Linked DNA regions of Homo sapiens: region 2 is linked to region 1. A link is a loop called in an ENCODE intact Hi-C map of the cell type or tissue named here. Cell type or tissue: A673. All regions are shown on one strand.

The links. Peaks named below come from ENCODE experiments on the same cell type or tissue, not always from the same donor. Only the 100,000 strongest peaks of a DNase experiment are listed, where the experiment ranks them.
Region 2: it touches region 1 in a loop (4-fold over the local background); 2 of 110 quality-filtered maps call a loop at or near these places.

What each region holds. Positions count from the first base shown.
Region 1 is chr2:30,112,351-30,120,350 of GRCh38, forward strand. No RefSeq gene overlaps it. Among named protein-coding and RNA genes, the nearest start is that of YPEL5, 31 kb to the right of the region's middle. RefSeq lists an enhancer at 3,586-3,635. In A673, a CTCF peak has its summit at 3,520 (motif pointing left); DNase peaks (open chromatin) are centred at 3,021 and 3,501; H3K27ac peaks cover 4,944 bases.
Region 2 is chr2:30,026,832-30,034,831 of GRCh38, forward strand. No RefSeq gene overlaps it. Among named protein-coding and RNA genes, the nearest start is that of ALK, 110 kb to the left of the region's middle. In A673, a CTCF peak has its summit at 2; DNase peaks (open chromatin) are centred at 3,160 and 4,600; H3K27ac peaks cover 4,122 bases.

The sequences.
Region 1 (8,000 bases):
CACACTCCTGTAATCCCAGCTGCTCAGGAGGCTGAGGCAGGAGAATGGCGTGAACCCAGGAGGTGGAGCTTGCAGTGAGCCGAGATCGCGCCACTGCACTCCAGCCTGGGTGACAGAACAAGACTCCGTCTCAAAAAAAAAAAAAAAAAAAAAGCTGTAGCATAGTGAATGAAAGGAAGGAAGGAAGATACACTTGGAAGAACACCAAGAGGGCAACTGGAAAGACCAATTGCGTGGCTTGACCTCTTGACTTGGGGTTTTATACGGTGGCATATGTGATGGTTAATATTGAGCGTCAGCTTGACTGGATTGAAGGACGCAAAGTATTGTTACTGGGTGTGTCTGTGAGGGTGTTGCCAAAGGAGATTAACATTTGAATCACTGGACTGGGAGAGGCAGACCCACCCTCGATGGGGGTATGCACCATCCAATCAGCTGCTGATGCCGCTAGAATAAACCAGGCAGAAGAAGGTAGGAGAAGCCGACTTGCTGAGTCTTCCGACCCTCATCTTTCTCCCGTGCTGGATGCTTCCTGCCCTCGAACATCAGACAAAGTTCTTCAGCTTTGGACTCTTGGACTTAAACCATTGGTTTGCCTGGGGCTCTCAGGCCTTCGGCCACAGATTGAAGGCTGTGCTGTCGGCTTCCTTGCTTTTAAGGTTTTGGGACTCGGACTGGCTTCCTTGCTCCTCAGCTTGCAGATGGCCTATTGTGGGGCTTCAGCTTGTGATCGTATGAGTCAATGCTCCTTAATAAACTCTTCCTCATATAGACATCTATCCTATTAGTTCTTTCCCTCTAGAGAACTCTAATACAACATACTTTCGGGGTCTTGGGTTACTTCTCCCCTCTCCTGAGATCTTATGGGGAAGCTGCTGATCACCAGTTTCAGATGTTTTCTATCTATTAGGAGACTGCCTTTCCCTGGTGCCACTGTGAACAATTATTACTTTAGAGAAATAGGTAACAACCACCTGACCCTCACCTGATGGTCGCCCAGCACTCCTGGTGTGTGTTGGGGGGAGGCCTCTCCCGCCCTGCTGATACCTGACTATCTGCCTACTGTCACACGACTACTCGCCACCACTCACATGGCGTTTCTATCCAGTCTGGATCATTCCTGCCAGCCCTGCAGTTCAGGGCTGTCCTCAGCTGGTGCCCTATCAGACTTACACCTGCAGGGCAGATGCAAAAGTGAAAACCTTCCTCCAGCCCCACAGTCTAAGAAAAAACAGATTTGAGGCATCAAAGGCCCACTCTCTGAAGGACCAAGGCAACTGTGAGGTTCCACTGAAGCTCTGTGGTGAAGCCTCCTTCAAGCTTTCTCCTGCAAACCCCCTCATCTTCCACGCTGTGACTCCACTCCAGGCCACTGCTTTAGAGACCTCTTCTAACCCGCTCCAAGGACATGACATCAGGGCAGGAAAAGCGTGCCTTATGACTGGGCTCTGCCTGGGCTTAGTCATCCTGCTGGACCAGCTCTAGGGGAAGGCTGTGGTTTTACTTCATCTCTCTGAGCTTGTAAAATTAATCAAACTTGTATTTTTAGTACAGGATTTATTTTTCAAGGTCAGTTTTTCCAGATCTCATAAAAAGATAAAAAGTGGTAACAGCTTCTTTGGATATCTTAAATATTCTACATGCAGAATGAAATGCATCTTTGTATAAGAAAACCCTGGGGTGAGTATGGAGAGCTAGCTCTCCCCAGCAGTTTGAAAAGCCTCCGGGTCACTGAGTGCCAGGCCAGCTCCACCATTCTCTGGGTTGATGAGTATGTCTTGTGAAGGGCAGGGTGTTAATCGTTAACTCAAGCTTTTGAAAGGGAGTTCAGTAGCATAACTTGTTAGTAATGAAGGGGTGCAGGCAACTTCACCCCAAAATATGGCTCCTTGGTATAATGAGGATTTGGGGTTTTTTAACTTTTTTTTTTTTTGAGGCAGGGTCTCACTCTGTCACTCAGGCTGGAGTACAGCAACGTGATCTCAGCTCAGTGCAGCCTTGACCTCTTGAGCTCAAGAGATCTTCCCACCTCAGCCTCCTGAGTAGCTGGGACTACAGGTGTGAACCATCGTGCCCAGCTAATTTTTAAAATTATTTTTGTAGAGATGGCAGTGGGGAGGGGATCTCACTATATTGCCCAGGCTAGTCTCAAACTCCTGGGCTCAAAAAATCCTCCCACCTTGGCCTCCCAAACTGCTGGGATTACAGGTATAAGCCACCATGTCTGGCCTATAATGAGTATTTTGAAGGCCCTTAGAGATCAACAGATGCTAGAAGAGACTTTTATCCTATCTGCATAAAGACCAGGTGAACCCACCAAGGAAAGTAATTGTTTTTCCTTCTTCTTCCTGTTATCTTATTATCTATCCAATGTAACCACACCTGAAGAGACCCTTTCACAGGATAACGTCTGTCTCTCAGGCTCATTCAATTTCCAGAGATAACCATTTACAAGTTAATCTATGTTCCCGATCCATTCATTCTCCCTAGTAATCATTTCTTGCCTCTCAACAGAAGTACCTATATTCCCCATCTCCCCGCTTCCATCTGAAATAAGGCTATGTAAGTATCTGGGCCCCACCAGGATATGGGGCAGTCACTCTGATTCAGCTTTGTGCATGCTAATAAATGTGTATTATGCCTTTTCTCTTATTATCTGCCTTTTGTGAGTTGATTTTTCAGCAAAACTTCAGAGAATGAAAGGGAAGATTTTCCCTTGACCTTGACAGCTGTTACTGGGGTTTAAGTGGAGGAGAGGGGAACATTTAAGAGAAAACTGTAATTTCTCAGACACCAGTTTCTCCATGAAAAATCTTGTGGGCTCACTTACAAAGCCCTTAGAATGTGAATCCACTTCCACCCCCGAGCCCGCTCCAAGATGATGGCACTCTTCCTTCCCATCTCCTCCCTGTTCCCTCCTGACAGCTCCAGCGCCAGTGTTCTGCTCTCAGAATATAAATTTAGCTGCTCGAGGAGGATGAGCAAGGCTCGTGGCAACTGTGCTCTCTGCAGGTGGTGTGAGTCACTCAGTCTCGAGAGGGGCCTCCTCCGGTCTTGTCAGTATCTTCGGCCCTGGCTGGGCTGGCTAAGCACACCTGCAGCGCCGGCTCTGGTATCGGGATGGTAGCTCACCCAGGGAGCTAAAGCTGTAATTAAACCCACCCAGAAGATGTTCCCTGTGTCTGACCAACTTGTTCGCTTTTTTTTTTTTCTCCTTTATACGATGTATTCCCAGTGGACAAGTTATTCAGATCATCTGGTGAAAGCAGACCCACTTCCTGGTAAAATAAACATGCCTTTCTTTCCATCCCAATGTCTAAATGCTTAAGGAATTTTAAGCCAAATCTGATATTTTTCCTTTTTAGCGCTTGCCATTGCACACTGGTCTGCTTCTTCTAGGCTGTCCCATAAGCATATATTTTTTCACTTCTCTCTGGCCCATGTTCTTCCCAAATGCCCAGCACTTCCTGAAGGCCAGGTTCAGTGTCGCACTTTCTCTAAACAAGGGTGCAAGGCCACCATCTAGTGTTCAACAGCGGAAGTGCAGGTCTGCAACAAGTCAACTAGGTCGGACAAGTGCACTCCAGTGGGATCCCTGAATGTGGTTCCATCCGCCGCCATTTCTGGGAATGTTGTGACAGTTTGTCACAAAATCGGACAGGCTGCATACATTAAGCAGCTAAAGAAACTGATGTATAGATGAGAATTAAAAAACATTTCTCTACCCTCTCCCAGTGTAGAGCGGTGACCAACCATTCTGGTTTTTACCTGGGACTGAGGGGACTGCCTACGACCAAGGACTTTCAATCCTAAAAGCAGAAAAGTCCCAGGCGAAGAGGGAAAAGTTGATCACCCAATAAGGAGAAATAAAATGGCTCTGGGAGCAGAAACTTGTAAGAAATAAGAGGCCTTGGGCTTCTGGTTGGCGGTGGAAGACAGCTTTAGAAGAAAACTTTTGTTTTTATAGAAGAGATGGCACTGTACGGTTATCAGAGGGAGGAGGCTCAGTCAGACAGCAAAGAAATGACCTGGGGCATTAGCCCAAAAAGTCCTGATCAAGAGGCTGGGCTGGGCTTAGGGGATTCTCTGGTGGCCTCCAGACCGAGGAACCTCAGTTACAATTGCTCTCCTGTTATGAAGGCAGGTTGTGCATCTGCTCTTACAGGCGTGCCCTTGCTGCTTTGAGCAGTGTGGTATTTGTATAAATCTCTAAGATGGTGTCAGTGCCTCAAATGAACTCAACTGGGCTACACTCAGGAAGCGAACCAGAGCTTGCTGTTTCACTGACCATCTGAGAATGCCCCAGTAAGCAAGGGGACTTTGCAATTGCACCTCTGCCACTGGCTGTATGACACTGAGCAAGTGACTTAACTGTTCTGAAAGTCCCTTTCTTCGGTGGGCTGTTGTGCAGTTGGATGAAGCAGGCATATAAAGTCCTCTTAGCCCAGTGTCCAGCATTTGGCCAGCTCTGGGTGAAGCCTGTCTGTCTTTGACCAAGCAACCCAGACACAGTCCCTGGCCCTGAAGCCAGAGTCCTGGGGCCTCTTCTGTTCCTTCCAGCAGACCCCCCAAATTGAGCCTGCTTCTTTTTCTGTTTAGAGTTTCTACCACCTACTTCTTGCTTTTCTTCTGACCTGGTACTCACGCACCCTTCCCCTTACTCCCAGGACTGGCTGAAGAATGGAGATTATAACAGCAATTGTGAGATTCACCAGATAATTCATGCAAAGAGCCTAGAGCAGGGCCTGGCGCTAGGCTCTAGGCTAGCAGGTCAGAGCTTAAAAATGCTCCTGTCATTGTGGCTCTCTCACCTTCACTTCCAAGTTACAGGTCCTGTTCTTTGCTGGAGTCTAAGAAACTGAAGTTCAAGAGATCCCCCAAATTTCACCCTGAAATCTAAGCAGTGCGGAAAAGCTTCAAAGGCCTTCCTGGTTCACTTATTCATCCATGCAACCAAGTTTTATGGCTCCTACGCCAGACATTGTGTGAGGTAGGAAGAAGCCACTGAGGCCAGGCTCAGTGGCTCACATCTGTAATCCCAGCACTTTGAGAGGCCAAGGCAGGAGGATTGCTTGAGTCCAAGAGTTTGAGATCAGCCTGGGCAATGTGGCAAAACCCCATCTCTACAAAACTTTTAAAAATTAGCTGGGTGTGGTGGTACAAATCTGTGGTACCAGCTACTGGGGAGGCTGAGGTAGGAGGATCGCTTGAGCCCAGGAGGTCAAGGCTGCAGTGAGCCATGATTGCACCACTGCACTCCAGCCTGGGTGACACAGTGACATCCTGTCGCCCTTCACCCAAAAAAACCCACCTGCGAACAGGACAAATGCAGCCACTGTCCTCCGGGTCTTATAGCCAACAGGGAAGCCAGCCATTAAAGGCAAATTATGACAAGATGCCAAAGATGGGGCTTGGGGGGCTGAAGGAACGGGGAACAGAAAACTTCTCTCCCAGGGGGTCCAAAAGGCAGCCATATTTAAATGAGACATGAGGGATGAAAGTGGGAATGAGCTCACCTGCCAAGGAGTGAGGCAAGGGGAAAGGCACAGAGAATTCTCAACCATAGGGAAGAAGCAAGAATGGCCAATGCCAGGGACTAAGAAAGGCCAGAAGACAGAGCCAGAGAAACAGAACATGGAGCGGGGGCACCCCAAGGAAGGCAGGCGGGGGCTAGAATTTGCAGGACTTGAAAGTGTAAGGACAGGGGACTTCTTTTTTTTTTGAGACGGAGTCTCTGTCGCCAGGCTGGAGTGCGGTGGCACGATCCCGGCTCACCGCAACCTCTGACTCCCCAGTTCAAGTGATTCTCCTGCCTCAGCCTCCCGAGTAGCTAGGATTACAGGCACCTACCACCACATCCAGCTAATTTTTGTATTTTTAGTAGAGCTGGGGTTTCACCATGTTGGCCAGGATGGTCTCGATTTCCTGACCTCGTGATCCACCTGCCTCGGCCTCCCAAAGTGCTGGGATTACAGGCGTGAGCAAAAGCGCCTGGCCAGGGCAGGGGACTTCTTTCTGAGGGTGATGGGGAGCCCAGCCCAGCATGAAGTGGGGGAGTACAGATCAGACTGGAATTTTGGAAAGCTTGCTCTTTTATCCCTGGGCATGAAGCTAAGCAAACATCACCTACCCCTCCCGCAAGACTCCTTCCTTTCACTAATTCTTCAGAGGAGATGTAGTTAGTGGGGAGCCACAGGTGTGAAATATGGGCTGTTTGGATGGGTAAATCCCAGGCAAGACAGCATCATCCTCCCTGCAAGTCATCCCTGGGGGCAGGAAAGGACTGGAGAGTGGGCTCTGTCCCCAGACCCGGATGGTGGGGGTGGCTGGGAGCTAGCAGCTGGCTACAGTGCCTACGCAGGCCTCTATTTTTCTTTCTATAGCTAATAAATATTAGTATCAGTTTTTACAATTGGCCAATAAATCCAGCTTATTCCAACCCCTGTGTATTTCTTAAATCCCTAGCTTGTATATCAGTTGATCTGCCATGATAGAACAAAAATGGCCTGGATGCTTCTGGGTGTAGGTGTATGGATGGGTTGGGAGTGTGGAGAAGTTAGAAAGGAGTGACCTCATTACAGTCTTCACAGAGGTTGTCGTCTTGTGAGGAAGGGAAAAAATGAATTCAGTAGGAAGAGGACAGTGACAACCCTCTTCCTAGGGAAATTGAGGCTGGGAATGCAGGGACGTGTTTTCCTAAGATTGGGATGGAGTGAGTGCTAGGGCTAGTGCTGGAACCCACCAGACCACACTAGCCATGGCTCACACAAAGGTCCCTGGAGAAGAGGACTTCTTACTTACTGTGAGAAGTAAGTCACAGGCCACATTCCTAGCCAGGATCCACTACTCTCTGAGGGCCCCCACTCTAGTCATGCAAACCTTCCTTTGCTTCCTCAAATAAGCCAAGTCCATTCCCACAGCCTCAGTATGTCTTCTGTTATGGTTCCCTCTTACCCAAAGGCTCTAACCCCTCAATGGTTACTGGCTTCCTCCTTCAGGTACTGCGTCAATGCCAGCTCTTCAGAAAGGCCCCCTGAAGACTCTTCCTGAAGTGGCCCCACACCCACACACCAACAAGTCTCTGTCTCCCCCAGCATTATGCTTTTCATCTTCATCATTCTCAACCCCCAGAGGAAATGACCCTGCTCCTCTAGTTTCCTCTCCTACCCCCCAACTCCTGGCCCACAGACTAAAACTCAAGAGAGGAGGATCATGTCCACTTTGTTCACTGCTGCATCCCCAGGCAAGGGAGAAAGCCTGGCTTACCCTAGCACTCAGCAGCTGCAGAATGAATTAATGAAAGCAATGCTCTATAAACAAATCCACTTCAAGTAGACATGGAAATTATTATTTGTGAGATAACTCAATTCAAAGGTGTTATGGTAGAGAGACCAGGTTGAGCAATCGTAAGACTTACATTTCAGTCCTACATGGACTTTTTCTTCTTGCTGTGGTGGTCAATACACAGAATATTCTGGAATCTCAGGCTGAATTTATACCTGTAGAAAGAAGAAAGCAACGCCTTACACATTACTGTTGGGAGGATCAAACTAGAGAGTATACGTTCAGTGCTTTGTAAACTGTAAGGTACAAATAGATGTATGATTATAACTTTATGAGGAAATTACTACAATATTTATATAAGCACTTTCCCTAGTCTTTCCAAAATAGACTCTGACTTAGAAAAAATAGATTTAGAATCTGCATTTCAGAGACATCTAGGATATAAATGGAATCATTTTAACAAATGAGGGCAGAGTCCACAAATCGTGACTATTCTCAGGCTCTGTTGCTTTTCTTTCCCACCATGCCCACTGACAGCTGGCTTCATTTCTGAACAATTTTTGTTGTCTCACTATTTACTTTCCTTTTTAAAAGGTTTTTTTTTTCCTATTTATATATGTAATACATGTTCTTGTAAAATTGTTAGAAAATGCTAAAGTTTTTTCAAAATCATCTGTAACCCTAACTAGTCTAGAGGTAACCCAAGTAAATATTTT
Region 2 (8,000 bases), 86 kb before region 1:
CCTGGTGCTCTTTTCCTAGTGCCTCACTGATCTCCTGCTGCTTTAAGCCAAACAGCTATGACCCAGTAATCCTGGCCAGAGCGGGAGCTGGGGTTTGTGGTGAGATCTGAGCAAGGAGAGAGGCTTGGCTGCTACTCGGTCCTGTGCCAGCTTGCCTCCTCCATGCCTAACCTTTGAAGATGAACCGAGACCCACCTTTGGAGATGAACAGAGACCCTGGTCAGGGAAGAACACTTGCCACTTCTCAGAGAGAAAGAAATGCTCCACGAATACATCACTTCAAATAGTAGTCTCCATAGCAGACAAGCATCACGTGGAAAAGAGACCCTACTTCCTTGAAACAAAACCACCTTGAGTGTGCAGATTCTTTGTTGCTGTTGTTCTTGAAAAGTCGTCTAGGACCATAGCAAACACCCCTGTAGCAGAAACCAGCAACCTGCAGAGATGGGGTGTGCCCAGCAGAGCTGTGTAGAATGTCAAGGCTTGGGGGTAAATGAAATTAAAAGAGGAAAAGGAGAAGGTAGAGAAGAGGAAAAAGCAAAAGAGGGAATAGAGAGAAGGAAGGACAGGATGGACAGATGAATGCACTGAGTACCAACCTGAGCCAAAGACTGCTAACCCTTGCTTCAATAAGTCTCTCATTCATCAAACATTTTTGGATGCCTACTCTGCCCAAGGCATCCTGCCTGTACCCAGAGTGGACACGACAAGTAATCTCTTACCCCTGCTTTCAAAGAATGTATCAGATAAAGCATGTGGAAAAGAAATCTTTCCAAGCCAGTGTGATATGAAGTAGAAGGTGATGGATGTTGTGAGAGGGAAGACTCCTGACTATGCAAATCCAGAGGAGGGGCAAAGAGGGGAGAAATAGAAGAAGGTGGTGTCATTTCATCAAGGCTCCAAAATCATGAGAAGAATGGGGGCATGCAAAGATGAAATGTAGGGCATTTCAAGCATAAAACAAAGAAAAGGCATGAACTGGACACGGAGGAAAAGTGGTTATGGAGAAGACAGCAGTTGCATCTGGCTAAAATGCAGGTGCAAGAAGGGACACACAGGCAATAGGTGGAAAAGGCAGGTGGGGCCAAGTCGAGGAGCAGGTGGTAAAGTGAACTTGAATGCCAAGTTAACTGTTCCCTCGGCATCAGGGAGTCCCTGCAGGCTCCAAAACAAGACAGGGGCATAATCAACTGTTCCGGATGCTGCAGGGCAAAAGAGCACTCAGTATGAACTCTGCAGCGTGAGGAATGGGGGAGCTTGAGTTAGGGGGAAGAGGGGTGCCCCATCCACCGGGATTTTATTTTGCAACTCAAAGTGCTGAACAACATATCCCAGTGTTCATATTGCTGGATTATATCTGCCAGTTTCTGCTTCCTGTGCACTCACTGCCAGGCTTTCTCCTCTCTGAGCTGCTCTAGAGAACAATAATAACATCCTCTGCTTCCCACTGGCCTGCATTCTGTTCTGCTGTCTGAACAATGCATGTGTCTTTGCTCCTCGATGGATGAGGCTTGTATTTCTGATTCAAATTCACAATAAAGTCAAAAGCAATTGTGCTGGAGCTGCTGGTGGGTCCAATGATCACTACCTTGGATAGAGACTGGGGACTCCCTTGTTCAAGCCCCTACGATGAAGACACATTGGACTTCTCCAGTTCTGTCCCTCCCCGGAACTTGTAACACAGTGGCACTGAACAATCAGAGCAATTAACAAAATGCTCAGAATGTACAGAAAGGAGATGAAGGAAGTTCAGCATTGCAGTTGGTGGGGGCTCCTCCCATCACAATCGATTCATCAAACAAACTTGCCAACTCTCTAAACTTTAATTTCAAATGACTGGGTCCCTTTGTGCACAGACAGATAATCAAATTCAGTATGTTGGAAACATGTTTCAGTCTTTTCTGGGTTGTTATTTTTTTTTTCAATTTTAAACAAATAAGAGCTCTTTCCAAGGCAGTGTTTTATTTCCTTTGCTTCACAGCCTGATTAATGATAGGCTCAGCCCCACAAAAAGCCAAGGGAAGAGAGGAAAATAAATGTGAAGGCCCAGCCATTTAAGTCCTCTCCTGGCCTTCCAAGAGAGGTTTAATACCCACCGACCACTCCGGGGTACAAATCTGAGCTGGATGCCATGGGTTGGCATGGGGTGAGCCTGAGTCTATGGCTGAGCTAATTATGCTTTTCAGCCTGGGCTAGGCATTGTCTTAAGAAACCAAGTGGAAATCACCAGGATTCTACAAACCCCCAGATGTTCACTTTGAGTTTCTGCCCTTTGATGGTACAAAGAGTGATGGACATGGAGTCAGAAGGCCTGGGTTTGGGACCCAGATCTACTCTTTACTGGAGGTGGGACTTTAACCAAGTCCCTTCCGTCTCCAAACTGAGGCCAGGCCTCAGTCTCCTCAAGTGTGAAGCAGGAATAATGATGTCCACTTCAAAATGTTTAAAAGGAGCTGGTACCACATCATCTCTTACAGAGAGACTCCTTGGTAGGACCCCCCAACCCCAGAAGCTCCCCTGAGCTATGTACATCTTGTAGGGCATGGATATGGCTGGAACCAAGGGCTCAGGAAAGGGAGTGACATCTCTGGGTTAGAAATAAAGAATTTCTGGCCGGGTGCGGTGGCTCACGCCTGTAATCCCAGCACTTTGGGAGGCCGAGGCGGGCGGATCACCTGAGGTCAGGAGTTCGAGACCAGCCTGCCAAACATGGTGAAACCCTATCTCTACTAAAAATACAAAAAATTAGCCAGGCATGGTGGCAGGCCCCTGTAATCCCAGCTACTTGGGAAGCCTAGGCAGGAGAATCACTTGAACCCCGGAGGCAGAGGTTGCAGCGAGCCAAGATCGTGCCATTGCATTCCACCCTGGGCAACAAGAGTGAAATTCCATAAAAAGAAGAAAGCAAGAAAGCAAGAAGGAAGAAAGGAAGAGAGGGAGGGAGGGAAGGAAGGAGGGAAGGAAGGAAGGAAGGAAGGAAGGAAGGAAGGAAGGAAGGAAGGAAGGAAGGAAGGAAGGAATTCTAACAGAAAAGGCAGTGAAAAGCAAGAGGCACAGAGGAGAGGGAAGAGCCAGAGGCTGTGATGGGCAGGACACAGCCTCCTCATTCCCCATCCCACCCCACCTGACAGCACTATGCCTCTTATCTACAGCAAATTGCTAAACTAATAAAACATGTCACATGTTTAAAGTGGAGTGTGCGGGTGTGTGATGAGACTGCTCTTTGCATCCAGCAATCCAATGCAGCTTAGAACCATAAGTCTGTGAGAATTTGCAGAAACCATGAGGACAGGCTTAAGTCTCTCCCAGGCTGTGGAGACTCCTGGTGACATCTGTGTGGTGTTACCATTGCTACAATAACAACACATTAGGAACGTTTCATTCAAATGGTTACACTTCCAAAGAACGGGCTTACACTTAGAATCTTGATCCATCTTTGTTCCATCCTGGGCCATTCCCTGGTGAACACAGCATGGCTGGGACATGGACATGGTAGAATTGGGAGCCTCATTTTCATTTTCAGTCTAGTACAATTCAGGTGAGGAGACAGCGGGAGCATCTGTTTCTGGGTCTCCAGCAGTAAAGAGGACAGGGCTTCCACACAGTCAGGGGGGGAAAAAAAAAGAGATTTCAAGAGGAAACAGAACTAACAATGTCCCTGGCAGGTTAGTTTCATGCTGCACCTGTTCTACTGGTTTGCTCACTTCTGCCTCAGTGACATTTTGCATATTTTACTCACAGTGCCTTGAAGTAGTTTAACTTTCAATAGGGTGCTTTTTGGCAGTTCTCCTAACCTAATTAGGTATCTGCCTAAGCCAGGGGAGTGACACATTTTTCTGGCCAAAGTAACCGTCCCAAGATCATGAGCATGCCTAACACATCCGAGTCCAGTGCTCACAGTGGACATCACTTATGTAGTTCTGCCAGGAAGGTACTGAGCTTTCATCTTTGCCTCATGTCTATAGTCTATTCTATTTCATTTGGAGCTCATCATCCGTGGTATTGCCTTGCAAATTATTTATCCATCGGGTTATTGTAGTAAACTTGTAAGCAGATGGGGTTTTAGACTTTCCATCCTGCCTCAAAGAAAAATGAACAAGGAGTGCAAGACACCTAAAATCCCTCATCCATCACCGCCTCCTGCCAGGTGATCTGCTTCCGCTATCCATGCTGTACACATCTCCTGCACTTCTCTCTGTATTCTGCTACAAGGAAGAGGTGAATCAACAGCGCCTCTGATGTCAGCGACACCCAGATGTTGGGCCTGCTCTTCTTCTTTCTGTCTAGGCCACATGTTCTGGGCTTTCCTGGTTTTCTTTACAGAGCTCCAACACTGGCATTTATTTATAAACCGTAGCCTTGGCTTCCCTTTAGTTTTCACCTCACGTCCCTAATCCAGGCCTCACCTTCAAAGCTTCCTAGCGCTCTTCTCTGACAGACCCAAATTCCCTTATTTCCATCAGGGTCTGTCTATACCAGGGCACTAATTAACTTCTGGCTCTCCAAGTTACAGAGCTCATTTGCTGACTCACAGGAGACAACCAAAGGAAGTCCTTCATTAGCATTCCTGAGCTGCTCATTAGCCACTGGGAGAATCACACCATCCAAGCTGTCAAATGCACCCAACTACAGGAAGGAAAAACAACGCTGCTTGGATTAATGACTCCAGGCATTGGGCATCTCCTAAGAGCCCAGCACTATGGGAGGAGAGGTATCAAATCCGTGTGAGGCAAACCCCTGTCACCAAGGAGATAAGAGCAAGACTCACAAGCATGAAACAAATAAAATATAGTATAGAAAAAGAATAGAAGACATCAAGACCAAGTTAGGTTTATTCCCAAAAGGAAGGCTATTTCAACATTTTGAAAATATGTCAATGTTAATGTTAACTTAAAAGAAAAATATTTAAATGAATATAATCATTGTAATAAATGAGGAAAAATCATCTGATGATATTTAACACCAATTCATGATTTAAAAGGAAAAAAATAACTTTTTAGCCAACAAGTAATAGAAGGAAACTTTCTTCATTCCATGAAGGATGGCTACCAAAACTCCTACAGCAAACATTACATTTAATGGTAAATTGTTGAAAGATTTTCCTCTGAGGTTAGAAGCAAAATCAGAATGATCATTACCCTTACTTTCCAATTACTGGGTAAATTGGATCACCACATGGAAAAAAAAATGACCCCTATCTCACACCACACACAAAAACCAATTCCAGGTAGATTAAATCTAAATATGAAAAACAAAACGATAAAGCTTCTAAATAATAATAGAAGAATTAATCATAGTGGTAGGCAAAGATTTCTTAAACAGAATACAAATAGCACTAGCCATAAAGAAAAAATTGATAAATTGATCTACATTAAAATTAGAAACTGCTGTGTTTCAAAGCACACCATTGGTAGAAAAAAAGACGTTATATGTAACCGGGAAAAATAAGCCTATCCAGACTATATAAATAACTTTTGCAAATCAATTAAGCAGACAACTCAATTTTAAAATGCAGGAAAAGACTTGAATAGGCATTTTAGAAAGGAGATATTCAAATGGCCAATAAACACATAAAAGTTGCTTAAACTCATTAGAGATCAAGGAAATGCCTATTACATAAAACTACAATACGATGCCACTATACTTCTCCCAGAATGATTACAATTTTAGGAGCTGACTATACAAAGTGTTGGTGAGAATGCGGGTCACCTGAACCTCTCTTGATTGCTGGTAAGGTTGTCACTCAGTATAACCATTTTAAGAAAGTGGCAGTGTATTAGTCCATTCTCACACTGCTATAAAGATACTACCCAAGACTAGGTAATTTATAAATGAAAGAGGTTTAATGGACTAACAGTTCCACATGGCTGAAAAAACTCCTCAGACAGAATCTACTGAAGTTGAGGGTACACACTGTCTGAACCAGCAATTCTGCTGCCCAATAGGAATGCCCAATCTGCCCAATAGAAATGCCTACATATGTGCACCAAAAAACACATACAAGAATGTTCATAGCAGCACTGTTCATGATAGCCCCAAAACGAAATCAACCCAAATGTTAATCAACCAGAGAATGGATAAATATGTTTTGTATATGCACAATGAAATATTACACAGCAGAAATGAATAAACTGCTACACATAATGGTATGGACGAATCTTACAAACATGAAGCTGAATAAAAGAAGCCCAGGCTTAAAAGAACCCATAGTATATGATTCCATTCATATAAGATTAAAATATAGGCAAAATGAATCTGTGGTATTACAAGTGAGTTTTCCAGGGTGCTGGCCCTCTTCTTTTTTTTTTTTTTTTTTTTTTTTTTTGAGACGGAGTTTCGCTCTTGTTGCCCAGGCTGGAGTGCAATGGCATGATCTCGGCTCACCGCAACCTCCACCTCCCAGGTTCAAGCGATTCTCCTGCCTCAGCCTCCCTAGTAGCTGGGATTACAGGCATGTGCCACCACGCCCGGCTAACTTTGTATTTTTAGTAGAGACGGGGTTTCTCCATGTTGGTCAGGCTGGTCTCGAACTCCTGACCTCAGGTGATCTGCCCGCCTTGGCCTCCCGAAGTGCTGGGATTACAGGTGTGAGCCACCGCGCCTGGTCAGCCCTATTCTATGTATAGATATGAGTAGTCATTACCTGGATTTGTTCACTGTGTGATATTTATCAAGGTGAAGTGGTATACAAAGGTAGAGAGGCCACCAGAGTGGTCTACTCCAGCAAGGATGAGTATCTTATCACTGACGTTTATTAGAATATCCAATGCATGATGGTAATAAAAGCTGCTTTTTTCCTGTTTTTAGATTCTCTACAGACAATGAACCCCCTTATTGCCTGAAGCTGGGGTGGACTACTGCTTCCTTCACCCCTCACTACTACTTGTCAAACTATACACCTAAGAGTTGTACAATTTCTGTATGCATGCTACACTTTGATAAAAATATTTATTTTTAAATGTTAATGGTAATATTTAAGAGAACATCAATTAAGAAAATACAACCGATCACTTCTAAACCAGACAACATTACTATAAAAGATAAACCCAAATTCATTTCATGATAGTGGCTAACACTGAGAAGGAAGGAAAATGGGACTTCAACTTTATCTGTGTGTGTGACAGTGTGTGTGTGTGTGACTGTGTGTGTGTGTGTGTGTGTGTGTGTGTGTGTGTGTGTCTGAGAGAGAGAGAGAGAGAGGTGAAAAAGCCTGAACCAAGGGCCACCTATATCAAAGTCATTTCTTTGGGAGGGATAATGAAGGCAAGCACTGTATCATCAATATGGCCACAAAAGAAAGGTTTCATTCAAAAACACACAAGAAAAGAGTTAGCAAAAAGTGTCCATGATGTCCATGGGGCTCCTTCTCTGGCTCCAGCAAGGGAATGTGGTAGGGAGGAGAAACCAGTAGTGCCTGCTACTCTTGTCCAGCAGGGTCTGAGCTCATGCAGCAGACAAAGAGACCTTCAGACCTGGACCTGTGGCAGGTGCTTCTAGAAATCCTCCAGACATTAGTGGAGTGATTGGGGCTGAAATCAAGACAGCCCAAGAAGGAGGGTCAGCCTTAGGGGTGGTGGCACCACCGAGGTGAAGTGGGGCATCAGGGTTGCTGCCAACCTCCTGTAATGTCCTCTTGAGCTTTGGGGACCCAAGAGCTCAGGGCCTAGCAAAAGGAGTCACCTCCGGACAAGCAAGCGGAGGCCCACTTAACCACACAGGGTAAGTTAGTAAGAGTCATGCCCATCCTCATGGCACTTTGCCGTTCTCAAAGTGCATCCCAATATAACCTTTTGTTTTATGTCCTGAGTCACCTCGTAGAGTTGGCAAAGACTATGTTTTTCCTCTTCTCTCATAAAAAGTAATAAATGCTTATCATAAAATTTAGAAAATGAAGGGAAGAAAGTACCTACAGATATCATACTTAACATTTTTAATAGTATTTCATATTCTATGGGCTAGGTTTGTTGTTTTCTTTCCTCTTTATTAGTATGATTAGATTT